Linked DNA regions of Homo sapiens: region 1 is linked to region 2. A link is an interaction called in ENCODE POLR2A ChIA-PET data of the cell type or tissue named here. Cell type or tissue: A673. All regions are shown on one strand. Each heading gives the region's core, and the rest is flanking DNA. Links, peaks and the distances in the headings are about the cores only. Region 1 holds the start of LINC01315 (long intergenic non-protein coding RNA 1315). Region 2 has its middle 10 kb from the start of TCF20.

Region 1 (14,440 bases), core at 7,034-9,533, 84 kb before region 2:
CATCTCCTCCAGTACGTTTTAAGTGCTTTATAGGTCATTAACTACTTGACAGAGAGAGCCTGACACTTAAAGCAAAGAATTTGGTACCTCTGCCAGGGAAAATCAATCAGAAATGAAGCTAGAGCATCAGAGGCGTTAAGATTTACTGGGTAGGCCAACGGGATTCAATTGACGCAGAATTTTAAGACCCTCTCCACTGTGTAAAGTAAGGCACACTGGTATTTGAAGCCATTTATAAATCCCAAACTAGAATTTAGAAACACTTAACCTCTCCCCTGCCATTTTTGTGTGTGTGTGGATGTTAATGAAATATTTCGAAGACATGGAAAAGTACAGAGATAAGCTTAAGCATCTAAGTCCCCCATCTGACTCTGTCAAATGAAATATTGCAGCTATGTGCAGCTATGATTGAAGCACCCACTATTTTTTTTTTTTTTTTTTTTGAGATGGAGTCTCTGTCTGTCGCCTGGGCTGGAGTGCAATGGTGCAATCTTGGCTCACTGCAACCGCAGCCTCCCAGGTTCAAGCGATTCTCTTGCCTCAGCCTCTCAAGTAGCTGGGACTACAGGTGCGTGCCACCATACCCAGCTAATTTTTGTATTTTTAGTAGAGACAGGGTTTCACCATGTTGGCCAGGCTGGTCTCGAACTCCTGAGCTCAGGTGATCCACCCACATCGGCCTCCCAGAGCGCTGGGATTACAGGTGTGAGCCACTGTGCGCAGCCAACAGGTGCACCTCTAGAAAGAGGGTGCTTCGGATGGGCACAGTGGCTCATGCCTGTGGTCCCAGCACTTTGGGAGGCTGAGGAGGGAGGATCACCTGAGGTCAGGAGCTCGAGACCAGCCTGGCCAACATAGTGAAACCCTGTCTCTACTAAAAATACAAAAATGAGCTGGGTGTGGTGGTGCATGCCTGTAGTCTCAGCTACTAGGGAGGCTGAGGCAGGAGAATTGCTTGAACCCAGGAGGCGGAGGTTGCAGTGAGCGGAGATCGTGCCACTGCACTCCAGCCTGGCAGCAGAGTGAGACTCTGTCTAAAAAAAAAAAAATTGGTGGGGCATGGGGGCATGCACCTGTAGTCCCAGCTACTTGGGAGGCTGAAGCAGGAGAATCACTTGAACCTGGGAGGTGGAGGTTGCAGTGGACCAACATTGCACTACTGCACTCTAGCCTGAGAGACAGAGCGAGACTCCGTTTCAAAAAAAAAAAAAAAGTGCACCTGTTTTTTCTTCCTGGCTTTTCAAATCCTTTCTGTCTTCTGGCTCTGCCTTGTCAGGGAGACCTAAGCTGACCACCCACCCCTGCCCAAGACATCACTCCTTCCTCTGAAATCAGAGTGCAATTACTGCCTCTTTAATTAGCTTGGCAATTAATCACCAGCTGCTTATGAAACAGCTTTTATTGTCCTTGTCCATCTTGGGATGTGGGTGGGAATGAGGACCAGGCAGGAAGAGGGAGGAGGGGCAGGCAGGCAGGGCCCTGCTCTGGCACCAGGCTGGGCAGGGTCAGCTGAAAAGGCCTGATGTCCAGAGGGTCGGCTGCCTCCCAACTCTGTTTCCACAGCTGCTAGGCACCAGGATCTGTGTAGTCCCAAGAGAACAGTGGGCAGCGACAGGGACATCCACCTTGTGCAGCCCTGGGGCCTCTGCTCTCGATGTTCCCTACTAATCAAAATGTTCTTTCCTCATTGAGCCTTGTTGAACTGTGTCCCCCAGAAAGATATATTGAAGTCCTGACCGCCGATACCTGTGAATGCAACCTGATTAGGAAATAGGGTCTTTGCAAATGTAATCTTCTTAAGATGAGGTCATACCGGATTAGGATGGGGCCTAAATCTAATGACTGATGTCCCTATAAGAAGGCCATGTGAAGACAGATGCAGGGAGCACTCATTCACCACACCACCAAGCCAGCTCCTCCTCTTCATGCCTCAATCTGGCTGCCTATGGGAGACAGGCTCTCAGCATTTTTCTAGTTGATTAACCCTTCTCTGCCCAACTCCGGGAGAAGCTTCTACACCTTCCTTTGTCAGAGGAAGCCCTCTCCCCCATCCCATCTCATACATCATCTCTCAATCAAAAGGACCTACTTGGGGGGGCATCCCAAGGACCCCCTCTCCATCAGAGAACAGCAGCCGGGAAGTCAGTCTGCTTCACGGTGCTCCCCATGACTTCCACAGGAAAATCCACCCCAAATGCCCCAAACTGTCAGAGTGGGCAATGCAGCATGGTTTGAGCAGAGTGCTTCCAACTTCCCCTGTGATGGGGGTGCAGAGGGGGGTTCAGGGGATGGATTCCCAGGAAGGGAAAGAGCCCAGCAGGTTACCAGGAATTTAACATGGAAGCAGAGGCTGTGTCATTCATACTGCCAAGCACAGTGCTGGGTATAGCATGTTCAAGCATGTTCATTTAAATGACACTTTTTTTTTTTGAGACAGAGTTTCGCTCTTATCACCCAGGCTGGAGTGCCAGTGGCATGACCTCAGCTCACTACAACCTCTGCCTCCTGGGTTCAAGTGATTCTCCTGCCCCAGCCTCCCGAGTAGCTGGGATTACAGGTGCCCACCAGCATGCTCAGCTAATTTTTGTATTTTTTAGTAGAGATGGGGTTTCATGATGTTGGCCAGGCTGGTCTCGAACTCCTGACCTCAGGTGATCCACCCACCTCGGCTTCCCAAAGTGCTGGGATTACAGGCGTGAGCCACTGTGCCCGGCCGAAGTAAGTTTTTTTGTTTTTGTTTTTGTTTTGTTTTGAGATGGAGTCTCACTCTGTCACCCAGGCTGGAATGCAGTGGTGCCATCTCGGCTTACTGCAAGCTCCGCCTCCCGGGTTCACGCCATTCTCTTGCCTCAGCTTCCCGAGTAGCTAGCTGGGACTACAGGTGCCCACCACCACGCCAGGCTAATTTTTTGTATTTTTAGTAGAGACGGGTTTTTTTTTTTTTCTGTCACCCAGGCTGGAGTGCAAGTGGTACAATCATAACACTGCAGCTTCCAACTCCTGGGCTCAAGTGATCCTCCCACCTCAGCCTCCCAAGTAGCTGGGAGTACAGGTGCACACCACCATGCCCAGAAAACTTCTTAATTTTTTTTTTGTAGAGACGGGGTTTCGCCATGTTGCCCAGGCTGGTTTCGAACTCCTGGGCGCAAGCGCTTCTCCCACCCTGGCCTCCCAAAGTGCTAGAATTATAGGCGTGAGCCACAGGACCTGGCAGTAATAACCCATCTTCTAACCTATCTTGTGCTCTAACACAACACTCTTGATAGACGGGAAACTGAGCTCTGACACTGCACAGGGCATCACTGTGTAGAGGATCCGAGATCCAGTAATGTAAGCATGTCCCAGCATCAGCTCAGCCATTCATCCCCACGTGACCGAATTTCGCTGCACCTCGGTTTCCTCATCCTCGGGAGAGAATAGTAATATCTCCTAGGGATGTTGCCAACATTAAAGATAGCTCTAAACACCTGTATGCATATTTTCCACGAATTCATTCAACTAACCGTTTTGAGCACGTACTGTGTGCTAGGCCCTGGGGAGACAGTGGTGAGCAGCACGAACCCCATGTCCCTATCTCCAGGTGCTGTTTGGTAGAGAAGGACAAGGAAATGCAGGTAGCGTTATGATAGGGACCACGGAAGCAGAGAGGAAAAGGCCGCAGAGTTCAGGAAGGTCCGAAAGAGCAGCGGCCACCGCCGGAGCGAAAAGGCAAAGAATGAAATCCACAAACCCCCACCCCTACGGCCTTAGTCCCTTCTTTGTCTCAGCCAATCAGACGTCAGCAGTGCTGGCCGACCGACCAATCAAGAGCTGGAACAGGAGCCCTAGTCTCAGGCCCGGTTTCCGCGGGGAGGGCGGCCGGAACCAGCGCGCCCCGCCCCTGCCCCGACCACGCCCCGCCCGCCCCGGTCCGGCCCCTCCCCAGACCACGCCCCGCTGCAGCCAGCTTCGCCCGCCCAGAGCCCCGTGGCCAGCGGCCGGCCGCGGGGCCTTTTTGTCCTGAGGGCCAGAGAAAGGGAGAAGGGGGTGGGGGGACAGCCACGTGGCCGCAGGAGGATTTACAACATTTTCTTTCGCCATCGATGTTATCGCAAAATGTGTGAGAGAAGCGGCTGCGCAGCCCGGACGGGAGCGTGAGGGTGCGGGCCAGGTAAGCAGCCCCGGCGGTTTCGCCGCATACGGGACTGCGGGGCGACCGCGGGCACCAGCCACGCGCAGCGGCTCCGCGGGGTCTCGGCCGGGTCCGCGCTCTGAAGGATCTCGAGAGCCATGGATGGTGCAGGCGGGACCCTCGAGCTGCAGCATCTCCGGTGACCCGGGGTTGCCGAGGAGGTGGAGACCAGCACAGGTGGTCCGGCCCGGGCGCCTCCGAATCCGGGGGTGGTCAAGACGGATCCCCAAGGCTGAGGTCGGCAGTCCCGGGGACTCGCAGCTGTTGAGCCTGTGGAGACGCGGCCCCGTGACCGAGGCACCCTTCAGCAACCCGGGGGCAGGTGAGACCGTGTAGACTTGCGCTTGCGGTTGAACCGCGAGCAGGTGTAGACGCGGGCGGGTTCTGGACGCGGAAAGTTTGCCAGAGCGCGCTGAGCGGGCTGGCGGGGAGGAAGGGTCTGGGCGTAGGCGGAGCCGCGCCTCCGAGGGGCCAGGCGCACATCTGGGGCGGGGACGGGACCCACCTGTCGGGTCTCAGCCGCATCCCAGGGCGGAAGCTCCTTGGGCGAACTCCAAACTCCAGCCTCAGCGGCTGGAATTCGGGTGCCCCCCTTCCTCGGGAGCTGGAGAAACTGCAGCTGAGGCGGGAGAGGGATTTGGGGCGACAGAGCGAGACCAAAGGGGGCTCATTTTGAGACTTTTAGACGGGATCATCAAGCGCTCACTCTGTCCCTGGCTCCGGGGAAGCCTGGGGAGTCTCCACCTCACTTGTGAGGAAGCTGAGGGACGAAGAGGCCAATTTGGCACCCGTCCCACGCTCGTAATCAGACCCAGGGACTCAAACCCCATTTGTCCTGGCTCCTCTTCTTCCACCTCCGCCTCAGTGAGGAGAAAGGGTGCTAGCCATGGGGGTAGTGCAGGTGAGACCTGGGGCTGGGATGCAGGGAAGCCCTGGATTGAGACCTTCGGATCTGCTGGGGGTGGATCCCACTCCCTCTCTGTAGCTCCAGGTGGCCCCGCAGCACTGGGTGAGAGAATGAACGCAGGAGGGAAGCTGGTGGCAGAGTACTGGGCAGGGGGTGCTAGTGCCCACCTGCTTTGTGTCCGGGGTGCTGTGCCTGGAGCGCTTCGGGTGGGGCAGCGTATTTATGCGACACTCTCTCCTCTAGGGTAAGAAAGACACCCTACCACAGTCTCTGCCACAGGGGAAGGGCAGAAGGGTTTCCCTTGGCTGGAGGAGATACCCGCATTTCTAGGGAGGTTCTTAGGGAGGCACAGCCTCATCTCCCATCACCTTCTGTCCCTTTGCCCCCGTTCCTACTCCCACATCCTCCTGTCCTGGGATTTCCCCTACTACAAAGCCTTTTGCACATGTTGTTTATTCTTTTGATCAGCAAATAGTTACAAATAGGCAGTGTAGACCACCACAGGTGGTCCGGCACACCTACTAAGTGCCGGGCATGCGCAATTCAGCAGTGACTAAGACAGGCCCGGCCTCTGCCCTCATAGGGCTTCCAGACCAGGGCAGGGATATAGATGAACAACAGACAGTCAAGAAGGGGACCAGGGTATGGGGAGGGGAGGCGACCTTAGGAGGATATCAGAGAGGGACTCTGCAAGGATGACAGTGAGTCAGAGCAATTAACACTCCTCATCCTTTGGGCCCCAGCACAAATGTCACCTCCTCCAGGAAGCCTGCCCTGACCTCCCTGACTTGATGATTCCACTATGATGGACTCTCATAGCATGGGACCACCCCCTCCATGGACACTTTTATGCCATTAATTGGTCAATGTTTAGCTCCCCCTGTCGATTGTAAGTGCCATGAGGGCAGGACCCAAATCTTTTCTGGGTGGATGGTAGGCAAAGCAAATAAAAGATGGGTAGGATTTCCCCAGAAAAACAGGAGTGGCTCAGCAAGGTCAGGCATCCAGATGGCAGAAACTTTTCTTTCCCCTTCCCTGGCCCGAGTCCTGGGCTCCACACCCCATTTGCCGTTCACAGAAACAAAGTAAAAGAAACCAGCAGGCCTTGTGAAGGGAGAGGCCTGGCACAGCCTGACCACTGCAGTGCCAAGGCTGGCTGGCTGCAGGGAGAGTGGACCTGCCAGGGGAGGCCCAGGGCAGGCGCTAGTCCTGTTCCCTGAGCTCAGACCGACCTGTCTCCTCTTTCTTCTGTCCCATCTCTTGGAGACTTGTCTTCTTCAAGTGCTGCTCTGGGAGAAGGTGGTGGCCGACAGGGCCCCCAGAGTAGCTGGGATATAGGACCACAGTGACTGCCTGGCCTCCCCCATCCTGGTGGGCAGGGCCCTGGGCAGCACAGCTCTGACCCAGAGTCAGGTCTCTGGGCCAGCAATTGCTGCTCAGTTGACCCACGGCACATTGAAACTCTCACTTGGAAATTAGGAACCCGGCTCAGGGGGACTGATTTTTTTTTTTTTTTTTTTTTTTTTGCATGGTTTCTATACACAGTGAATCCTCCCTCCCCTGGCTCCATTGGACCCGTGTGCCTGGCACTTTTCCTGGGGCAGATGAAGCCCTCGCAGATGCCTAACAAAGCTTTTCTCCAGTCTCCCACACCCCCCACTGCCCCACTTCAGGAGCTCTGAGTGGCCGCCACGCACAGCTAGAGAGACAGTCAACTTGCTTTATTCAGGCTCTGGCGGGGACAGAATAAAAGCAGCCTCCCCACCCACCCACCTGGCCAGCAAGCCTCCTGCCTGGAATGGCTTTAAAAAAATTAATTTGCAATGATTTGCTCCCTTCTGTTCTGTGGGGATCACCAGCATTTTAAATATGTATTTAGATCAGATTCACAACTCCCAGTTAAACCTCAACTGCCTGCCCCCACCCGGCAGAAAGAACACAGGATTCAGAATCAGGTGACTAGAAGTTCAGGCCAAGTTCTGCTAATGATGCGCTGTGTGGCCTTGGGCAAATTACTTAAGCTCTCTGTGCCTCCACTGGCTCCTCTGGAAACTGAGGTTAAGGATAACCCCTCCCTCACAGAGTGCTGCGAGGATTAAATTAGGTAAGTTTAGGGAAGACCTGGGCAGTGCCAGACCTATGTTTTCTTTTCCCTTGTACTGACTGTCCTGCTAATTAGCCTGGTGACCCTGGGCAGGCCACTCAGCCACCCCTGGCCTCAATGTCCTCATCTGTAAAGGCTGGGGGTGGGGATTGTGGTAGGAGATGAGGGCACAAATACCCCACCCTCAGCCCCTTCCGCACACCCACTTCCTCCTGCCCTCTCCCCACCAGAGACGATACTGTCCCCCTCAACCACTTCTTTCTTGTTATCTGAGCACTGGGTTTTAATTGGCGATGGCCCCTCCCCAGCTGCCTCTCCTCCCGGCTCCCTGTGAAGTCTCAGGCTTGCAGCCCTGAGGGGCCTGCAGTTCCTGGCTCATTGTCAGGGGCAATTAGCTGTGATGTCACAAGCCTAGGTGGTGACTTCCGTGGGGCAGATGCTTAGCCAGGCACCAGGAGGCCAGGACCCTGCTCCATCTGTGACCTGCGGGGCTCCCCCAGGCTCCAGGGGTCCCCATTACCAGTCGCAGGGAGGCAGGGCTCCTAGGCAAAGCCATTTCCATTTCTGCACTTGATGGCTCCTTGAAGCCCAGCCTGCGTGTAAATGAGTTCCACCCTGTGCTTTTGTTGGCAACTGTCGGCTCCCTGGAAGCAAGGGGCTTTGTCAGGAAGAACAAAGCTGTGCGGTGTTTTTCTGATTTGGGGGAAAGCGTGCTCCTGGGGGAGGGCTCAGCGCTTCTCAGTGTCGGTCTCCAGCCCTGGTTCTCAGACTTGCTGGTTTTGTTTTGGGTTCTTAAGTCCTATGGCTTAAGAGTCACATATGTTTGTGTGTGTGTTGGCTGAGGGTTTTTTTTTTTTTTTCCTCCTTTTTGGCTTACATAGCGTTCCAGAGACTGAACTTCTCAAATCACTGCTTCAACAGCTTTTAAAAATCTGGACCTAGTTACTCCTGTCATCTATGTGTAAAGATTTAGAAAAAAAATCCCAAACCCAAGGGTGGGCAGCCGCGAGGATGTACAGCTCCTGGCAGTGTGCGCTCACCCGGAGACCTGAGGTCAAAGCCCAAATGCTGAGCACCTCCTGGGAGGCGGGAGCATGGTCTGCTCAGTGCCAGACATCTGGATATTGAGAAAACATCTGGGTAGCTGGGGTTTTCAGGTTTCTGCCTGACATTTAATATCACAAACATTGAGCCTGCTCCTGTCCCCCACCAGCCACGCGGCTTCTCCTCCCAAACATACCCAGCTCCTTCCCCTGCCTTCCTGACGGGTAAGAAACATCCATTCTTTCCAATTCCCCAGCGTTTTCCCCCTACCGGAAATCTGATGGGCTTATGACATCATGGCTGGCTGCTGAGCGATGAAGTGGATGCCACAAAGAAATCCGACATATCAGATAGATTCTGAAATCGGTTTCCCTCCAGCTGTAGTAACAGGCGTGAAGTCAGGAGAATTTGAGCTTTGTTTAAAAAATAAATAAATAAATAAATAAACCATAACAAAGTCTTGCCCTGTATTAAATGCAATTTTCTTAAAAACAAGCAAACCTTTTGGACATCATTTTATTTTAATAGAAATGCTGAGTTTTATGAAACTAAAGTGGCTAATAAATCAGACCTGAAGCTTTGTGTGAGTGTTCCATTTCTGTTGAGTGTTTGTGTCCTTATTCACTAATAAAAGAGGAGCTAGGAATGGTTTATCTCTCTTCATTATTCAAATGAGATAGCCTTTTTTTTTTTTTTAGGCCAATAAAATTCACAGGGTAAATTGCTGGTTTATGTTTTTCCAGGAATCCATTTTTATGGAGCGACCCTGGACCTCACCGGTCTGCAGACACTATATTCCCCTTTGCTGGTTTTCCTGGCTGTGAAGCCCTTAAGAGAATGCAGTAAAGCTTTTCAGTCTCCTGGCTGGGCTCAGGGGATAACTGGCTGTCAGCAGGGCGGGACCAAGACCAGTGGGCCAGGCGCTTCTTGGAATGAGAAGCCTCTTTGAAAGGAGAGAGTCAAGAGAGGAACAGAAGTAAAGGGACCTGGGGCTGGGCGCGGTGGCTCATGCCTATAGTCCCAGCAATTTGGGAGGCCAAGAGGGCAGATCACCTGAGGTCAGGAGTTCAAGACCAGCCTGGCCAACATGGCGAAACCCCATCTCTACTAAAAATACAAAAAATTAGCCAGGAGTGGTGGTGCACGCCTGTAACCCCAGCTACTTGGGAGGCTGAGATAGGAGAACTGCTTGAACACGGGAGGCAGAGGTTCCAGTGAGCCGAGATCGCGCCACTGCACTCCAGCCTGGGTGACAGAGCAAGACTCCATCTCAAAAAAAAAAAAAAAAAGAAGAAGAAGAAGAAGAAAAAGTAAAGGGACCTGGGACATGAAGCCTAGGGGCCTGGGAGGGGGAATCCATTTTCTTCCTCCTCAAAAGACAGCAAGGACCTCAGAAATAACTCCAGGCTGAGGGGGCCTCAGTATTCACCTCGGAAATAGGCTTGGGTGCAAGATTGCATGTGTCGTGCCTGCCAAGCACCCAGCACAGGGACGTCCCAGACCTGGGCTGAGGTCCCAGCTGCTCCAGAAGCAAACTTCGGGGCCCTGAGCAAGTCACACCACCTTTCAGCTTCTTTCCCTGAAAGTGGACACAATGGCCCCCACCCTGCCTGTTGGGAGAACAGTAGTGCTGGATGTGTCACACAATGCCCAGCTCTGAGGGCATCCGAGGCTCTGAGGGCACCTCAAAGGGCTCCGAGGCCATTCTCATAGCTGGGAGAGGCCAGTGTGGATTCTGGAGTTGAATCCCCAGCCTGGGCTTGACTCCTGGCTCTGTCCCCTGCTATCTGCAAGACGACATTGATCTGTGTGACATTCGCTGTGCCTTGGTGTCCTCACTTGTCAAACAATAATAATAATAGGACCGGCCTCACACATGAGGCTGCTGTGAGGATGAACGGCCTCAGAAGGCCTGGACTGACCAAGCATTAGCCGCATGAGTGTGTCCTGGGCCCAGGAGGCAGGTTGCTGGCTAGGACCCTCCGGCCTAGGATGGGAGGGAGTGTACCAAGTCGAGCACAGGCGGAGGCTAATCAAGGACTGACAGGAACATCTACTCCTTTCTCTGCAGAACTTCCCATGACTCCAATCGCCCAAAGGGAATAAAATCCCCTCGTTTTCTGGGCCCCAGGCTCCTGTCCCCCAGGCCTCCTGTGCTGTTCCCCTCTCCCTCCCTGTGCTCTGTCCCTCCTCCCAGGCAGCTTTGGATGCAATGCTAACAGGCAGGTGATGTTTACTGAGCACCTGCCATCATGTTGTTCGCCACAGTTTCCATGGATTAATTCATTTGATCCCCACACAAACCCATGAAAGGGGACAGTTAGCATTCCTGTCAGCAATGGAGACCTCAGAGGTTAAGTGTCTTGCTCACAGTCCCAGAGCCCAAATTGAAACCAGGGTTCGGCTCCTGCACCGTCCACTTCACCTCGGCTCCACTGGGCCTTCCTCCTCCACTTTCTCGCCTTCCCACAACACCCATCTCCACCTGCCAAGATTTCCACCACCTCGCCCAAGAGGTCTTCCCAGCTTCCCCTCCACAGTGCCACCCAAGAAATGCTGGTGGTGCCCCACGTGCCCCTCAGGGTGTGGCTCTCTATGATTGGCCCTGGGCCCCTTGTCTGCCTCTCCTGGAGGCTGGGAGCTGGGCTGTGGCCAGTAATGTGTCCCCTGCAGGCCCAATAAGCAGGCATTTACTGAGGACCTACTATGTGCAGGACATGGGGAGTCATACAGCAGGTGCCCACACCGCCTGGACTTCTCTCCCAAAACCTAGACCTATCCAGCCAACAGCTTGTGCCACCTCTCCACGTGGATGGCCAGTGGGCAGCTCTGCCTCAACTAGTCACAAACCTCTCACCTCCACTTTCCCTTCACTTGCTCAGGCCAAAAGCCTTGGGATTATTCCTGACCCTTAACTTCTCCTCTGTCTCTATCTCAGCACTCCACCCTTCCTTCCACCTCCACCGCACCACCGGCATTGCCTGCCTGGATGGCACAGCAGCCTCCTCGTGGGTCTCCCTGCCTCCTCTGCCCTCTGGAATTCATTCTTCACATAGTAGCAGAGTGGTCCTGTTAGAACTTCAGTCAGCTCCTGCATGCCTCTGCCCAGAGCTCTGCAATGACTCCCATGCATTCAGGGTCAGGGAGGGCCCTGTCAGTGGCCCCAGCTTGTTCCCTCTCAGACCTCAGCTCCTGCCCCCCAACTCGCTCCCAGATCTTGTTATTCCTCCAACGTGCTGTGTGTGGTCCTGCCCCAGGGCCTTTGCACGTGCTGCTCCCGCTCCCCAGTATACTCTTTCCTCTGATATTTCCATCACTCCCGCATTCACTTCCTCCAGTGCTCCGATCAGATGTTACCTGTGGCCGGGCACCGTGGCTCATGCCTGTAATCCCAGCATTTTGGGAGACGTGGGCAGGAGTATCGCTTGAGCCCAGAAGTTTCAGACCAGCCTGAGCAACATGGCGAGACCCCTTCTCTACAAAAAATAAAAATCAGCTGGGCGTGGTGGTGTGCGCTTATAGACCCAGCTACTCTGGAGGCTGAGGTAGCTGAGGTAGGAGGATCACTGGAGCCCCAGCCTAGGTGACAGAGCAAATACCCTGTCTCTAAAAAAAAAAAGACCAGGCACAGTGGCTCACACCTGTAATCCCAGCACTTTGAGAGGCTGAGGCGGGCAGATCACCTGAGGTCAGGAGGTCAGGAGTTCGAGACCAGCCTGGCCAATATTGTGAAACCCCATCTCTACTAAAAAAAGACAAATACAGAAATTGGCCGGGCAGAGTGGCACATGCCTGTAGTCCCAGCTACTCAGGAGGCTGAGGCAGAAGAATTGCTTGAACCTGGGAGGCGAAGGTTGCAGTGAGCCAAGATTGTGCCACTGCACTCCAGCCTGCCAACAGAGAGAGACTCCATCTCAAAAAAAAAAAAAAAAAAAATGACCTGCTCAGACAGACCTTCCCTTATGACCCTCCCCATCCTTTCCCCATGTTTTTTTTTTTTTTTTGAGACAGAGTCTCACTCTGTCGCCCAGGCTGGAGTGCAGTGGTGAGATCTCAGCTCACTGCAGCCTCCGCCTCCCGGATTCAAGTAATTCTCACGCCTCAGCCTCCTGAGTAGCTGGGATTACAGGCACCTGCCACCATGCCCAGCTAAGTTTTGTATTTTTTAGTAGAAACAGGGGATCACCTGAGGTCATGGTGAAACCATGTTTCACCGTGACTCCTGACCTCAGGTGATCTGCCTGCCTCAGCCAAAGTGCTGGGATTACAGGTGTGAGCCACCATGCCTGGCCCTTCCCCCAGTCTTTGCCCTCTAGCATCTATGCCACTGGCCCTTGGCTTGGACATGTGCATACGTGTCACTAGAATGTCACCTGAGTCAGAGCGGGCCCTGCCTGTTTTCCCACTGCTGTATCTCAGGTCTCCAACACAGGGCAGGTGCTCAATAAACATTTGCTGAATGAAACGATAGCTGGATGGGTGCCGTGCAGAGACGGCCAGTATCGAACACCTGGTCTGCGCCAGGATCTGTGTTGGGTGCTGAGGCAACATGTGTAAACAAGTGCCCTGAGAGCCCTCATCTGGGGAAGGAGAGAGACTCTGAGCTAGAAATCACAAAGTGGGTGGAGTGGGGGTGGCCTCCGGGAATGGGCTCAGAAGAGGAGGTGGTCTAGCCGATCAGAGGGAGCTCCCCCAAGGAGGGGCATCCCCAGGTGAGCTGAAGGGTGAAGAGGAATTGGATGGGGAGGCGGGTCGGGTGGACAGTGTGCTCTAGGGGCTAAGGACAGGGCTGGGAGGACAGCAAGAGTAGGGGCCTTAAAGGTCAGTAAGATCCAGCTGGGCAGAGAGAGGGCACCGTAACCCCAGATCGGGATTATGGAGTGGGCAAAGGCCCCGAGGTGGGGATGTGCTGGGCATGTGTGTGGGGATGGATTGGGGAAGGCTTAAGTGCCAGGAGGAGCAGCAGAGGCCTGGGGTGGAATCTTAGCTCTCATCCTCCAGCTGCGTGATCCTGCACACATCGCTCCCTCTCTCTGGGCCTCAGTTGCCCCATCAGTGTACTCCTGATCACGTACATGCTTCCCCGCTGCAGTGTCCTGCCTCACAAAGAGGGAGAGACTTAAGCCTGGAAGGCCCCAGGGGAAGAGAAGTCTGCCAGGAACAGCATGGTGAGCAGGGGAAACAGAATGTGCCAAGACGTGGGGTCCTTCTCCTGAGCTGCACTTCTCCAGTCCCTCCCTCAGTGCAGGGAGGACCATGATGGGGTGGCCTGGCTGTCCCCAGCGGGGCCCAGGCCTGGGGTGTGCTTGGCTCTGCACTTGAGGGGCCACTCTGCTTTGGGCCTCACATACTGTTGGACACCACAGCCCCGGGAGACAGGGCCTTCCTCCAAGCTGCAGACGCCAGGCTGAGAGCAGCGAGGTAACCAACAGCTACACCAAACACGTGGCTGGTAAATGGCAGACAAAGGACTTGAACCCAGCCCTGCCTGGCCCTGATTCCTGCTGTCCTTTAGCAAGACTGAGCCACATCCTCTGGGAGGGCCAGGTCTGGGAAGAGGCAGTAGAGTGCAGGTGAAATGCCTGCTCGCCACGGGCTCCCGAGCCGTGGTCCCCACTCCATCCCTCCCCTGGGCTGCCCTGATCACGGCCAATTCCTCCTTTGGGGAAGGTGAGTTGGGTCCCTGGAAGGCCCTCTGAGCCTCTCCTCTTGGCCGCAGCTTCTCTGAGGACTCGGGATGCTCCTGGAATATTCTAGGTTTATTAACACCCTAAAGCCTCACAACCATCCCTTGAGTAAGGGACCGTTGTAACCCTGTTTTACAGCTGGAGGAACTAAGGCTCAGAAAGGAGCTACCCAGGGGAGGCATACTGGCTTACTGGGGTGTCCTGCTGTGCTCAAGCTCTGAAGACTGTTTTGGGGACAGAGTGCTCAGCCCTAGGGTGGGAGTTTCAGGAGGCCAATTCAGTCTCCACTGAGAAGAGTTTTCTTTCACGCATGCCCAAAGGTGGGGTCTTGGCAGGAGTGATCTTCCCATCACTAGAATTCAAACAACCTCTGCGTGTGGGATGAGGGGAGATTAAGGTCAGAGGTGCTGTTGGACTAAGGAGTCCGGGTATCTTTGACCTATCCAAGCCTCAGTTTCCTTATCTGTGAAATGGGGATTTTTTTTTTCTTATTTTTTTTTAATTCTAATTTTTTTTTTTGAAACGGA
Region 2 (14,440 bases), core at 5,777-8,276:
CGCCTGGCCATGCCTGGCTAATTTTTGTATTTTTAGTAGACGGGGTTTTACCGTGTTGGCCAGGCTGGTCTTGAACTCCTGGCCTCAAGTAATTCACCCACGTTGGCCTCCCAGAATGCTGGGATTACAGGAGTGAGCCACCACGCCAGGCCAGCACTCTGATCTCTTAATAGGAAAAGGTCCTGTTCTCCTGGGAGCTCAAGAGGGCTTTCTGTAGGGTGCCCAGCACATACAACTGGCCTGCCTCCTCTTTGCCCAGGGTGCTGGACTTGCCGAAAGCTCTTCTGGTGAAGGAATTCAACCATTGCACTTTTTCGCTCAATTGCTTCACTCCCTGTCTGTTGAACATTTCCAAATCTGATTTGCAGGACTTTTTTTTCTTTTCTTTTCTTTTTTTTTGGCTAGTGAGGCTTTAGACTTCCATGCAACTCACCACGCCCAGAAATGGATGCTGGACCAATTGTCTTTACTCCCCCTTTCCCATGCAAGCAATGTAACGGCCTTTGAAAGGGGGCTGGTTTGTGGTTTTCCAGCAGTAGAATGGTCTGTGGTCTTGAGCAGCTAAATTTGAAACCGGGCTTTTCAGGAGGATCAACTGAGCTCTGAAACAGCTGGGCACAGTGCAAGGTGGCAGGGGTCAGGGACAGGCAGGTGGGGCTCCTTGGGCTTGGCTGTGCTTTCACTGCTGACTCCTCAGTGCCGGGAACAGTAAGAGCTCACACAGCCCTGCTTGAATGAATGCATGCATACGTGATGGGATGGATCTGTGCTATGATGAGATGCAGTAGAGTATGTTGGTTAAAAGCCTAGGCTCTAGAACTGGACAGCCTGGAGTGGAACTCTAGCTCTGCTCTTTGTTAGTGGTGTGACTGGGTAACTCAGTTCCGTTCTCTGGGCCTCAGTTTGCTCATCTGTGAAATGGTTGAACTAGATGATTCCAGCATTCCTCCCAGCTCAGACGTTCTGGTTTCTTTGTTGGCCTTCATCCCCAACAATAATGTGTCCAGAACAAAGGCGTGGTGCTCCCTGAGCCCTCTAGCTCAGCCACCATGCTCCCAAAAACCTGTGCTCCCAAATAGAGGCAACATGTCCTCTCTACCCAAATGTGCCTGGGAGTTGTCGCCTTGGAAATGTGCTTTTTTGCTTCTGGGGTTGGGTGCCCATACCCTCCTATCCATGCATTTGCCCCCTCCTCCCTTCCCCCCAGCCATCCTGATCCAGCTTACATACCTCCTCCTCCAGGAAGCCTTTCCTGATGCCGACTCCCAGCTGTACTCCTTTCAAGGCCCTTCTCTGCATCTTTTGCTCCTGGCCTGGGATCCCACCTCACTCATGTTAGGGTGTTTGTGAGAAGTTATTGAATAATTGTGCACACGTCCTCCACGGTTCAAGGGACTGATGGGAACCCACATCTATTCCTTATCTACGAAGTGCCTGGCCTGGTACGAGGAGGCACATTTGTACTCCTTGTCTGAAATTACCCACGCAAAATCTCAGTGACATAAAGAGTGTTACCCTGCTTCAAAGGAGGAAACTGAGGCTTGGCAAGCTTATTTGGAGCCTAGTCTCTGATCCCCTGAAGCGCACTTTCTTCCCACTGCCACAGCACATCTCTCTCAGACTGTGTTCTGTCCTCTGGACACCTTGCTCTGATTACCCTGATCAGATAAAGTAATCTTGCTGGCCGCTAACTGGGATCGGCTCTTGCTTAGAAAGGCCATTGTAAGCATTTTGTATCTCTTATCTCATGTAATCTTATAGCAACCTTATAAGGTAGGTCCTATTCTTATCCCCATTTTACAGGTGGAGCATGTGTGGCTCTAAGAAGGAACTTACTCAAGGTCACACAGTCACACAGGAAGGAAGTGGTGGAGCCAGGATTTAAAACCAGACAGCCTGATGTAGGTGCCTGCCAAACTGAATTGCAGTTCTTCAATTCACTGTTCCAGTCAACCCTGCCTAGGTTCCTCAGGGCGTATTTCTTGAGTATGCACTGTGTGGATCAGAGGACAAGGGGCAGAGGATGACAGACCCATGTCCTTGGCCAATCTCAAAGCCCCACTGGGAGGGGACAGGTACAGTTCTCTGAGGTCTTTCGAGGGTCTGCACTGTGCTGAGACCCTCTGAAGGGACACTGCTGTTACGCTGTCAGCTTCACATAGGGTGAGGCAGGCTCAGAGGGGTCAGTGGCTTGTCTAAGGTCACCCAGTGAGTGAGTTGGGGAGCCAGGATTTGAACTTGAGCAGTCAGCCTCAGAGTCCCTACCCCTTTCCACCATTTCTTCCTGCCTTACAGGACACGGCATATGAGCTGCTATGGGGGAAAAGCATAGAAAGTGGCATTTGACTTGGACTTGGGGGTCAGGCTTCTCAGAGGAAGTGAGGTCTAAGTCGAGACCCTCATGTAACGCAGGAAGTGGTGGGAGTAGGGGGAGGAGAGAGAACAGCATGTGCAAAGGCCCAGAGGCAAGAGAGAGCATGGTTTGTTTAAAGAACTGGGTGCGGTGGCTCACACCTTTAATCCTAGCACTTTGGATGGCTGAGGTGGGAGGATCACTTGAGCCCATGAGTTCGAGACCAGCTTAGGCAACATAGTGAGACCCTATCCCTACAAAAAAAATAAAATAATAATAAAATAAAATAAAAATAAAAACCAAAGAGCACAGAATGAAGGCGTTTGTTCTAGGTTTCTTCACTGGCATTTCCAGTTGCAGTCTTTGAGTAGTAGTTTATCTAGAAGGGCTGCGGAATGCCTCCTGTGGATTCTGTACCATGTTAGGTCCTAAATGCAGACGCAGCCCTTGGTAGGGGCAGGGACTGGTGCGCTGCTCGGAGGGGGTCCCAAGGACCGAGGCGGGAATACTAGCTCCAGGATTAGGGAAGGGCCAGGAGGAATGGAAGTACTTTATAGTCGGTGGGAGCTGCCTTGTGTCCTTGCCTGTAACCCTGACATCCTAGATATGGGAAGGATGAAATGAGATAACCAGGACCTGGCGCTTAGTAGGCCCTCACCAGGTGCCAGGCACAGAAGCTCAGTGGCAGGCGTGTGCCAAGTTTGGGGCAGCCAGTGGTCAGCAGCCCAGCTGCCCCGTGGCACCAGGGAAGAGGGGAAGGGCCCTGCCGTGGAGTAGGCAGAGCAGGGCCTGGAGGGGCCCTGGGCCAGGGGCCTCAGGCTGAAGCGAGCATGGCCGAGTGAAGTGCATGGCCTCTCACTGGAGGGCAGAGGCTGGAACACTGGACAGGGAAGTCCCCACCAGGCCAAGGATGGCTTGAACAGCTACGGAGTAGGCGGCTCAGGTCAAGGATCTGGCCACGGCCCAGAGTCCAGGCACTGGACACTTGGGTCTCTGTTGTGTCCCAATGCTTCCTGGGCCTTGGTTTCCCCATCTTGACACGGGGCGTTGGTGCTTACCTCTCAGGCATTGCCATGGGGTAGGAAGGGGGTGTGAAGCGCCTGTGCTGGGCTTGCAGGTAGTAGGTGCTCAGCCCCTCGGAACGGACGCTGCTGTTGTACACAGAGAAACAGAGCCAGGACCCCAGGCCAGGCCTCCTCTTGCTGTGGCCTCCCTGAGATGGGACTTGGGACAAAAGGTGGTCGGGACTGCCATGCCCTGCCCTTTCCAAGCCCACCTTTGTAGGGGGCAGCCAGGGCTCACTCCAGTGGCCCATGAAGGCTTTAGCCCTGGAGCTGCCCAGCTAGCCCTTCAGGCTCTGGGCCACTTTGCTGGCCTCACATCCCAGCTCACCTTCCTGCTCTGCAGCCTCAGAGATGCCCTTCCCTTTCTGAGCCTTGCCAGGTAAAATGCAGCCCTCTCTGGTCCTCGTGACGACCACCTAAGGTGCTGGGTGCAAATCCCCAGCACACAGTAGGTGCTCTATGAACGGTCACACTTGCCTTTACCCCACAGTCTCCAAGCACAGCAGTGAGCTGCGATTCTCACCTGTGGTGGGCGTTGGCCCCTTTTAAGCCATTTACTCTGGGGCCAATTATAAATAGACACATAATCGCCCCTATCTATAGAGATAAGACATACTCTTCAGATGAGCCCGCCCCTCCCCTGCCCCCCTCCACGCTGGCACGCGCTCTCCGCAGTTGAAGGCGAGGGGGGATCGGGTGCTCCCCTCCCTCCTCCATCCATCCATCCCTCCTCCCCGCTGCTCCTCCATCTCCACCCTGCAGAGGTGAGATCGGCAGGGGCCGTGATGTCAGAGGCTCAGCTGATGTCACCGCCCCGGCCCTGTGACTTCACTTGCCGGCTTGGGCAGGAGGAGCCGCGAGGAGGCTGAGAGCCGAGAAACTGCCCCCCTTTCCTTTTCCTTCTCCTTTTTTCCCTTTCCCCTCCTCCCCCGCCTCGGCTCAGGAGTTGTTTTCCTCCCCCGTGGTCGCCGGGCTGGCAAGGGGTCTGGGGCAAGGGCCAGGGAAGGATGCGGCTGCAAAGGTAACGGTGTGCGCGGTGCCTCTCCCGCGGTCGTGAAAGTTTGCTCTGGCGTGCGAGGCGTGCCCGCCGGGTGCTCCGCCGCGCCGCGCTGCCCTGGCCCGAGGCTCCCCGGGGGCGGGCAGGGGCCGCGCCGGGCCAGGGCAGGGCTGGGCAGGGGCCTCCCGGGCGGCCTTTACTGCCTTGTCCCCATCAAAGGCCGCAGCTGCTCGAGTGGCGGCTGTAGCTTTGAAACTGCCATAAAGAGCGATGGAGGGCGGGGAGGCGGGGGATGTTCAGAGCAGTGCCCAGGAGGGTGGCCGGGAGAGGAGGGGCCCGAGGGGGCTGCTCGGGGAGCGCGGCAGCAGCAGGGGCGTGAAGGGCAGGGCCCCGGGTCACAGTCCCAGGGGCCGAGTGCCCGCCCCCGTCCCCTCCGGTCCAGATCCAGCCGCGCCCCCGTCCCCTCCGGTCCAGATCCAGCCGCCGTGCGCAGCCAGCCCGGGTGTGAGGGTGCAGAGCGGCGGGGGGTTGGGGCTGGCTGCTCCCTCTCCCCCCCTCCACTATTTCCAGGCATGTTCTTCCACCTCCAGCAGGCCATTTGTCAGTGGTGATGCGGGACAAAGGAGGGGCAGTGGGTGGTCTGCTGCGAGTTGGGCGATGGGCACGGAGCGAGGGCCGAGAGAAACGCCAACAATGAAGAGGCAGATCGAGGGCTTTGCTCATTCAGGCTGTCGAGGGAGCCGTCATTTTGTGTTAGCGTGTGTGTGTCTGAGGTGGGAGGAGGAAGAGAGCGGAGAATGACAGGAGAAGGATTATGACATTGTGTTGTCTCTGTTTGTGGTAAATGCAAATTTGGCACCAGTGGTTTCCCGGGAAAAGGAGCAGCAAGTAACCCAGGCCGAGGCCCTGGCCCAGACCCACGGAGGGAGCCCGTGCTGGGCGGCGTGGGGCTTTATTTGGCCCTCCCTTTTTTTCTATCTGGCGTGTGCTTCTTGCATTTATTTTACAGTGAAGAGCTGGAGACAGACAGGCCGGCGAGGCAGGAGGAGCCGGCCCCCTCCTCCCAGGCATGGCAGCCCCTCCTCAGCTCACCCCGGAGGAGGCCTGGGCAGCTCTCCCAACCCCCAGGCGCTGTCCCAGCTCTCCGGCCTCCCTCCCAGGTCTCTGCCCCCAGCCAGGGTCACCGTTCCATCATTCTCTTAGCCTGGGCAGCCTGAGGTCTCTGAAGGCTACTTCTGCCCGCAGCTGCTTCCCAAGCGTGACCAGAGACCGAGAACCTGGGACCGAGGCTGGGATGGGGCTTTGCAGAACGAAGGCCAGGGCTGGGCGCTCCCCCGGCTACAGTGCTGGCCTGGCTGGCCTGGAGGTTGGCAAACAGCTCTGCAGCCAGGGGCTGTTAGCACAGCCTCCTGGACCTTGACTCCTCTGACGGGCCCATGAGGGCAAGGGAGCTTGAGCCTGCCCTGGGCCAGGAAGCGGCCATGGTACAAGTCTCTGGGCTGCCACAGGGCTCAGGCAGGTGCAGTGACATGGGCGCAGGTGGTCAGTGTGTTTACAGCAGGCCTCCAGAGAGGGCATGGTGGAGTGAGTTTTACCAGGGCCAGGCCGTAGCTCAGGCCCTAGCAGAGACTGTGAGTTCTAAGCTGAGAAGCCAGGGCAGGAACCATCTACAGGCAGAAGGTCAGGGGAAGGCTGTGGCTCTCCTTCCAGTCTCCCTTCCCCTGGAGCTGGTCCCTAACCTGACGTCACCACCTCCTCTTTTCTGGTCAAGTCTTCTGGTCTCAATTCACTTCCTCCAGGAAGCCTTCCCTGTCCTTCTCTCAGGTGGACTTGGGTCCTGTGCCTGGCCCACCTTCTTTGCCCTCTCACAGTCCTGACCACACAGACGTGGGTCTGTCTCCCTGTTAGGCCTTTGGGTGCAGAGCCTGGGTGACCATCCTTGGTTACAGGGACACTTAAGGCCTCCCCTCTGCACTCCTGGCACCTGCCCAGAGCTGGGCATAGAGGAGCCCTGTTCCTAGAGCTCAGAGGAACACACCCAGACTCAGACCCCCCAGGAAGTGGGACCACCAGGATGGAACAGCTGCCCTCTCCCCATGTCCTAGACGGTGTGATGGGCTCACTTCCTTTGGGCAAACTCACCCCAAGGGGTTTTTTCCCCACAGAAATCTTTTCCCTGAGTACCCCTGTGAGGTCTGACAGGGAAATCAAGAGAGGCTTCACAGAGGAGGTGGCATTTGAAGGCCTTGAAGAGTGAGTAGGAGTTTGCCGTGCTAAGGCAGGAGAGGGTGTACCATCAGAGGGAAGTGCAAGAACAGCGCATCCAAGGTGTAAGAGGCGGGTTGCACTCTGTGGCTGAAGCCGTTGGAAGGGAAGAGTGGGGAGAGGCGGCGACAGTGGAAGTGGGGCCCTTGTTTCACTGGCTGGGGGAGCCACTTGTGGAGGAAGGGAGAACCTGACCTGATGACAGACTGGGCGGTGCCACATGGACACCGCAGTCATTGCAAACTCGCCTTCTTTGGACCCGTTTTCAGGATCTTGCAAAGCTGGCTTGTTCTAGCTGCTCCCAAGCCAGCCTCTCTCAGGCTGCCTTGTGCTGGGATTCCCAGATGGCCTCAGATTTGAATTTAAAGACCAGCTTGGGTCTTCTTTTAATTTGGAGTCTCAGGACCAGCCCAGGCCACATTCTGAGCTGGAACCAAATTGGCGGGAAGCAGTTTGGATGCCGATCAAGGGGTGAAGGGTTCAGGAGCAGCTCCTCCAGCCTGGGACCCCGAGATGACTGGAGGCTCCTGTGGGAGACTGGGGTGGCTAGTCCCCCAGACCTATCCCCAACGGAGATGGCAGCACAGAGGGGTGGCCAACGTCCTGAGGCCAGACTGCCTGGGTTCAATCCTGGCTCTCCCATTTCCTAGCTGTGTGGCTTCAAGGAAGTTACCTGCCCTCTGTGAGTCTTTGTGTTCTTGGGTAATAATAATACCTACATCACAGGGCTGAGGTGAGGATTACATGAGATCATTCTCACAAAGCAGTCAGCCAGAGCCTGGCTCCCAGGGGGCACTGAATAATTGTTAGCTTAAAAAAAGATAACTCCAGAGAGCAAAGGCTCTAGCACCTAGTGTCTGGGGTCTAATCACTCAATCCATCTGAGCCTCAGTTTCCCTAGTTGTAAAATGGAGATGGTCATCGTGTCTGGTAATAATAGCCAAGACTGAGGAGCACTGACTGCGAGATTTGCAGGCTGTGTTCTAGTTGCCTAACTATGTATTAGCTTAATAGTCTCTCCCCACCCTGAGCCACATGTAGGGGCAGAGCAGGGGCCAGGGCAGCCTAGAAACTAAAAGTGTGCAGGGAAAAGCCCCAGAGATTTGGTAGTTTCTGGGTGAAGCTAAACCAGTCCCCTTGCTTAGCAAAGGCAAGAACAGAGGGAAGTGGATGGCTGGAGTGTGAGGCATGGAGACCACAAAGGCCCACCCACCACTGTAAATGAGCTGCCTGGGGCTGGACGCCCCTCATACGTGGCGGAGTCACCTACACACCGTGGGGCCTTGAGCGAGTTGTGACCACCATCCTGGACTTCGATTTCCCTAGCTGTGTGAGGCGGACTTGGGTCTGTTCACCTCTCAGGCCCGCCACTGCTCTAAGGGGCTGTGATTCTCTTGTTGCTTTGGTTTTCTTGGAAGGTTTCCATGTAGGTAGTGACTTGGGCGGTATCATCTGCCCATTGATTTTTCCAGAAAGGATGCTTTCTTCCCTCCCATTCTGCACTCAGCCCACAGATGAGTGACCTCTTGCCTAGCTTTCCCATTTCTCCTCCTGTCCCTGCTAGTAACTCACCTGGTCTAGGCTCAGGGACCGAGAGGGCCCAGCCCAGTAGCAGCTCCCCAGAGGCCCCCAGAGGGCACAAGAGCCCCATAGACAACACACCCCATCACCTGTGAGGAGCACCTGGGGTGGTGTCTACGGGGCTGGGGAGCCACATCCAGCCCACACATGGCTTTGTGAGCCCGATTGCCACGGAGGCCCCCAGTGGCTCATTCACTCTCCCTCCTCCCCTCAGCAGAAGCTTTGGGATCCAACAGGTGTGGCTTCCTCCTTGCTCCGCTGTGTCTGCTGGGTGACTGTAGGCACCACACCTCCCTGAGCCTGTTTGCTCATGGGGTGAATCGTCCCACCTCACGGAGCACCTGAGGCTGGAATGATGGCAACAGCACTTGTGGCACTGAGAAGCGCAGTCACTGTGTGCCTGCAGCCCTCACTCGGGGGTGATGTTAATGTCCCTGTTCTACGGGTGAAAAGGCTGAGGCTTCAGGAGCTTAGGGAGCTTGCCGAAGGTCACATTGCCCTCTGTCCTTCCTTATTTTATTTTATTTATTGAGAGGGAGTCGCTCTGTTGCCCAGACTGGAGTGCAGTGGCGCAATCTCTGCTCACTGCAACCTCTGCCTCCCAGGTTCAAGTGATTCTCCAGCCTCAGCCTTCCAAGTAGCTGGGATTACAGGCACCTGCCACCAGAGATAGGGTTTCACCATGTTGGCCAGGCTGGTTTCGAACTCCTGACCTCAGGTGATCCGCCCGCCTCAGCCTCCCAAAGTGCTGGGACTACAGGTATGAGCCACTGCACCTGGCCCTTCCTTTCTTTTTCACACCCACCTACTACCAAGAAGGCACAGAGGCAGATGATGATGCTGGGAGTCCATCTGAGGCAGGACGGGTAAAGGAAGCCTAGAGAGCCCTAGGGGAGGAGGCTGGGGAGACACAAAACTTGTGAAGAAGTGGTTACCATGCATGTCTGTCATCATTTGCCCACAGAGGGATATACTGATAATGGGAATAATGGTCGTCAGGTGGGCAGGGGAAGGGGTACCCTGCACCATCATGTCTGCTGAGGAAGATACAGTCGTGGTTCCCTCTTCCCAAGATGTTTCTGCTCACCTTTGCTCAGGACATGGGGTTGCTTAAGGGCAATGTGTGGGTTCAGATCCGGCCTCTGCACTCACCTGCCGTGTGATCTCAGGCTAATTATTTATTGCTCTGAGCCTTAGCGTCCACGCCTGTACATGGGGATGGTCATCGTATTCACAGTGTTGTGAGGATGTTACGAGTGGACGCAGGTAATGCACTTAGCACCATGCCTAGCTGGCGGGAGAGCTCTAGGAATGTTCTCTGTTGTCGGCCTCTTGAATCAGCCTTGCCTCTCCTCAGCATTCCCTCAGCACCTGCTGTAAGTCAGCGCCAAACCCAGGCAGCCTCCTCCTGTGCCCTGGGCTAAGCCGCCAGCCTCCAGGCCTGGGAGCTGAGCGTCTGGATCTGCCGCGCAGGGGGAACAGCCTCTGAGAGTTGGTGTGTTGGCTCCCACTGCTGGCGTGACAGACATCCTGAGGAAATATGTCACTTTACAATAGTTTTCAAAGAAATTTCTAGAAAGCTCTTTTAACCCTACGGGGGCCATTCATAGCCTGGACTTCCGTTAGGTCCTAGTCTCAGTTTTTTCTTGATTTGCTGAGGTCCCGCCCTCTCCCGGGCCTCAGTTTCCTCATCTGTAAAGCAGTAACTACCCAGCTCAGAGGGCTGCCCGTGTGAGATGAAACTGCTCCTGTGAAACATGCTTTGTAACCTTGAGAGCACTTTACAGAGCTTTCGGTTCTGTTTCTGGTCATTCACCAGACGGCCGCAGGCAGATGCCTGGGCAGGGTCATACTGTGTGCCCAGGCTGGGTGTGCACAGCAGTGGGATGCCAGCTTGGCTCTCAAGGGCTCCCTGAGTCGTGGCCTCACTAAAACCCTTGAACTTTGTAATTTCTAGAGAATGTGGAAGGCTTTACAGGCAGCCCTGCTCCTTCGCAGGGAAATGCTGATAAGCGTCTTGTCCTGGTCACTGGTTCAACCCACGTATGTTTTTGGAGCAGCTCCTTGTGCTGGGCACTGGCCTGGCTGATGAGGATGAAGCTGAAGACCAGAGGTCAGCCTTGCCTTTGAGAGCTTGGCCTAGGAAGAGGGATATGGAAACTCACATCCAAAACCCTGATGACTGAGGTTCAGGGTGACGTGACACAGGGCCTGCACTTCTCAGAAGAGGCTCAGCCACAGGGCAGGATCGCGTCTAAATACATACTGGCTTGTGTCCTGTGCTCAGAATCCTTCATCATCTCCTCTTTTTGCCCAGGGATAAAGTCGCAAAGCCTCTGTGGCCTGTACTGTCCTGCTCCAGCTGCATCTCCAGCTTTCTCATTTCACTTACATTACCCTGCAGGCCCCTGTGCCCTTCCTGGAAATCTACTTGTTCCCTCCTACCGCAGGGCCTTTGCCCATGCCGTGCCCTCTGCCTGGAGCTCTCCTCCAACTTCACCATGTGGTTACTTCCTACTTGTCTTTCAGGCCTCAGCTCAAATGTCCTAGATCCCCAAGGCTCAGGGTCCCTATTGTACATCTGCTGTGCTCCTGCCACACTTTCTTACTAATTTGTATCATGGCTGTTATCAGATGATTATTTATGTGATGATTCTTTTTCTAACAGCTCCATGGCACCATAAACTTCATGACCACAGGGACCCTTGGGATCAATGCTTGTCATAAGGGCTCAGTCAATGTTTGTTGAATGAATGAATAAGTGTTAAGAGTTTGTGGAGGAGGTGGCATTTGAGTAAGACTTGAAAGAGGATATAATTTCAATCTGTAGGGAAGAGGGAACGGCATTCCTGCTGCAGGGAGCAGACAGGCACAGGACAGGAAGCCAACTTGTCTAGTTAGACAGAGAGGCAGAATGAGACCTGGGAGAGAAGGTTTGGAGAAGCAAGCGGAGCCAGATAGAGCATTGTATTCCAGGCTGATAGGAATAAACTTGAATGGTGAAGCCGCTCAGGACCCACTGACAGACTTCTGAGCCAGGGGGAGCAAAGTTAAAACCGGCTTTGGATAACTGTAATGAATCCGCCACAGGGATGGGTGGGCAGGGAAAAGTGGCTCCAGTCGAGGACCAGTTAAGAGTTGGAGAATTCACGGCTCCTGCTGCTTTCTGCTCCCCTGGAATCAAACGTGATTTTGCAATTATCCCCGAGAGCTCGCAGGGAGATGCAGGGCAGTGATGAGGAACCTCACACGGCGTGGCTGCTTCCAGAAGACAATCGCCTTGGCATCAGGGCAGCTATCCCCGAGTCACTAGAGGGAGAGACGGAGTTGATTAAGCATCGGCATCTGCGTTTCTTGGCTTCTCCTATTGAGAAGGCAGCATCCAGCTCTGCATCCCTGCACCTGTGTCCTGGTGCCTTCTATTAATAAGTGGCCCAGGAATCTTGACGCTGAAGGACCAACCTGTGGCAGAAGATGAGCAGAAACATTTCTGTCAAATGCCCAGCAAACAAGACTCCACGCCTCCGTGGGGAGCCAGCACATAAGAGTCAGGACTCTTGAGGACCTGAGGACAAATCCCAGCACCACCACTTAGCAGCTGTGCACCTTCGAGCATCTTCTAAGTGACTCTGGGCCTCCATTTCTTCACTTGTGAAAATGGAGGCTGCCCTGGTGTTGTGAAGGTTAAGGTTAAGTGACATATATGGATCCCCAAGCACAGGGAACACTGGAGGCTCAGGAAGTAGTGGCCGTTATCATGGCTGCGTTTTTCTCCATGGTTTGAATTCTTAGCAGGAAGCTTCGGTTTCAGGCTTAAAAATGAAGAGCATGTCAACAAAACAGGATGGAACAAAGTCTTTTCCCAGCATGCCTCAGCATGTGGCACTGCCTTCCCGTGGAGCCCAGACAATGATGTGGCTAAAAGTCTTGAGCTTTCAGGCAGAAATAATCCCAAAGGAAAGGAACTTCCTTATTGTCATCTTATAACAAAGCAACGCAGGGGCCCTGTAGCCTGTCAGATTCAGCTCTGCCCCCTCCGAGCTGCTCTGTGCCTCAGTTTCCTCATCTGCAAAATGAGGCGAGAACAGTACCCACTTTATAGGGTTGTTGTAAGGATTAAGCAAGTTACTGCAGGAAAAGCGCTTAGAGCATGCCTTTGTCACTGCGACTCTTAGATCATTTCATATTCAGGTTAACTCTTTGTAGTGCCCTGAGTGACTCTGTGGGGGCTTTGGAGCCAGAAGACTGAGTTCAAATCACAGCCTCTTCCTAGCTGTGTGACCTGGGCAAGTCTCTTAACCTCTGTGTGCACCCATTTCCTGCTCTGTACAATGAAGATGACAATCCCTGCCTCATGGGTTTGTTGTGAGGAGTGAATGGGATCACTCAGGTAAGGGCGCCGACTCCCCTGAGGCAGGCAGCTCACCTGGCCCCTCCCAGCCCAATTTACAGCTGAAGAAATTGGATGATTTAAAGACACACACTGGTGAGACCAGGCTGGCGCCAGCTCAGTGACTGGCCCGATGAGAGTCCAGCCACTGGGGACAGTGAGTGCCGGGCAGGTGGGGGTGATCTGTGCGCTCAGGTTGCACGGGCTTCCCGTTTCTTGGCCTATCCTCAGGTGTTAGCTCTCTGCTCACCTGTGGGGAAGATGTGTAAGTCGATTCACAGCAGCTGCTGCTTGTTGGGCAGACCGTGGTCTTCCAGGCATGGGGTCCGAGAGTCTGAGGCCCCCCGACCTGCCCGAGCTGCCCAGTGTCCAGGGCTTAATATATGACTGCTGGAGGGGCTGGCGCTGCCCATGCCGTCCTCTTACATTCTTTCCCTATCGGCCTGCAGACTTTTGGTCCTACTGACTGTCTAGGTCCATCTCTGTCTTTCCAGTGTTTGCTGAGTGCTGGGAAGCTTGGTGGTTAAGAGTGCAGCCTCTGAAAACCTGGGTTCAAATACCAGCTCAGCCTCTTCCAAACTGTGTGACTTGGGATAAGTTAAACTCTTTGCACCTCAGTGGCCCCATCTGTAAAATAGGGGTGATAACAGTACCAAACTCATTAGACTGCTGCAAATAAGAAGAACTGGGATGATAAAGGGAAATCTGCATAGTGCCTGGTTCATAGTAAGCCTGGATTCCTCTGGGCTGTATCATCCTCATTAACATCATTTTAATGGACATGGTGCCCTACCCTGCACAGGATGCCGGAGACCCAAGAGAAGCAGAGGTGTCTCTGCCCTGCATATGCTCACAGTCCAGGGGGAGAGATGGATGCATCCCAGATTAGGATGCCACACTTCTATCCTGGAGGGCAGAGTGGAGGGGCAAACCTGGAGAGCAGAAGTTTCTGTGGGACCCTGTGAAACAAATCCATGCCAAACATGTCAATGCTCTAAGGCCCTGCAGGATCCCACCCTTGCCCAACTCCGCAGCTTCATCTTTTTCCCCTGCACTGGGCACAGTCCTCCTGGGCACAGCAGGTGGCTCTCCCCCACACCCCTAAGTCTTGGTATTCTCTGGTCCTCTGTTTTAAGGCCCTCCCCACCACCATAACTTTAGAGCCTCCCCTGACCTTGCCCCAGAAAGAACTGTTCTGAGCCCCCATGCTCCCTCCATGCGGGCTCAGAGACTTGCACAAAGCAGGGGCTCCTGTGGAATGAGGGCACAGAATGAGGGCGTGCCCACAGAGGCTCTCCACCCCTGCTGTTTGTGCACTCTCAGTATCCTTGTGCTTTGCAAGGGGACAGTGCGTGGCTTGGGGACAGGCACAGCAGGAGGCTGTGGGGAGTTTCCCGCTCTGTTAGCCAGAGGCTTTTGTAAGTTGCCTCCTGGCAGACTGCAGATGAAGCCCCGAGCTTGTGAGCAGGAATTCCAGGCCTCCCTCTTGGTGTGACTGAGTTAGCAGGCGGCGCCTCCCAAGAGGAAGGAGAGCTGGAGCTTGGTGAAGGATAAAGGTGAGGGCTGTGTGTCTGCTCACGAGAGCTGGCAAGTGAGGAAGGACATCCGCCTGCTCTGAAGGCACCGACACCCTGGCTCACTTCGCACAAGTCACTGATCTGCCGAGCAGGGCCAGTCTCCTCAATCAATCCACGCTGACAGATGGTAGTAGAATCAGTGACCTAGAGGCAGAAGGCTCCATTTGTAATCCTGGAGTGGCCCAGGCGCCTGGAGGAGGGCAGAGGAGTTTG

The links. ChIA-PET counts read pairs that join two places held together with the same protein. Peaks named below come from ENCODE experiments on the same cell type or tissue, not always from the same donor. Only the 100,000 strongest peaks of a DNase experiment are listed, where the experiment ranks them.
Region 1: POLR2A ChIA-PET joins it to region 2 with 12 read pairs; 9 of 35 experiments call an interaction of 5 or more read pairs at or near these places.

The regions. Positions count from the first base shown.
Region 1 is chr22:42,358,768-42,373,207 of GRCh38, reverse strand. LINC01315 (long intergenic non-protein coding RNA 1315) reads left to right here and starts at 4,000. Exons shown (of 2, transcript NR_120597.1): 1 at 4,000-4,150; 2 at 8,483-8,808. LOC124905126 (a long non-coding RNA gene) reads right to left here and starts at 3,716. Exons shown (of 2, transcript XR_007068114.1): 1 at 3,504-3,716; 2 at 1,382-1,746. RefSeq lists a silencer at 3,804-3,963 and enhancers at 3,671-3,965, 4,334-4,453, 4,746-5,680, 7,065-7,907, 9,418-10,071. In A673, for the core only: no CTCF peak of the experiment used is centred there; DNase peaks (open chromatin) are centred at 7,537, 7,877 and 8,497; H3K4me3 peaks cover 936 bases; H3K27ac peaks cover 2,260 bases.
Region 2 is chr22:42,273,825-42,288,264 of GRCh38, reverse strand. It overlaps a transcript of TCF20 not described here and the pseudogene OGFRP1. Among named protein-coding and RNA genes, the nearest start is that of TCF20, 10 kb to the right of the region's middle. RefSeq lists enhancers at 4,347-5,196, 5,197-6,047, 9,859-10,108, 11,806-12,602, 12,603-13,399. In A673, for the core only: no CTCF peak of the experiment used is centred there; no DNase peak of the experiment used is centred there.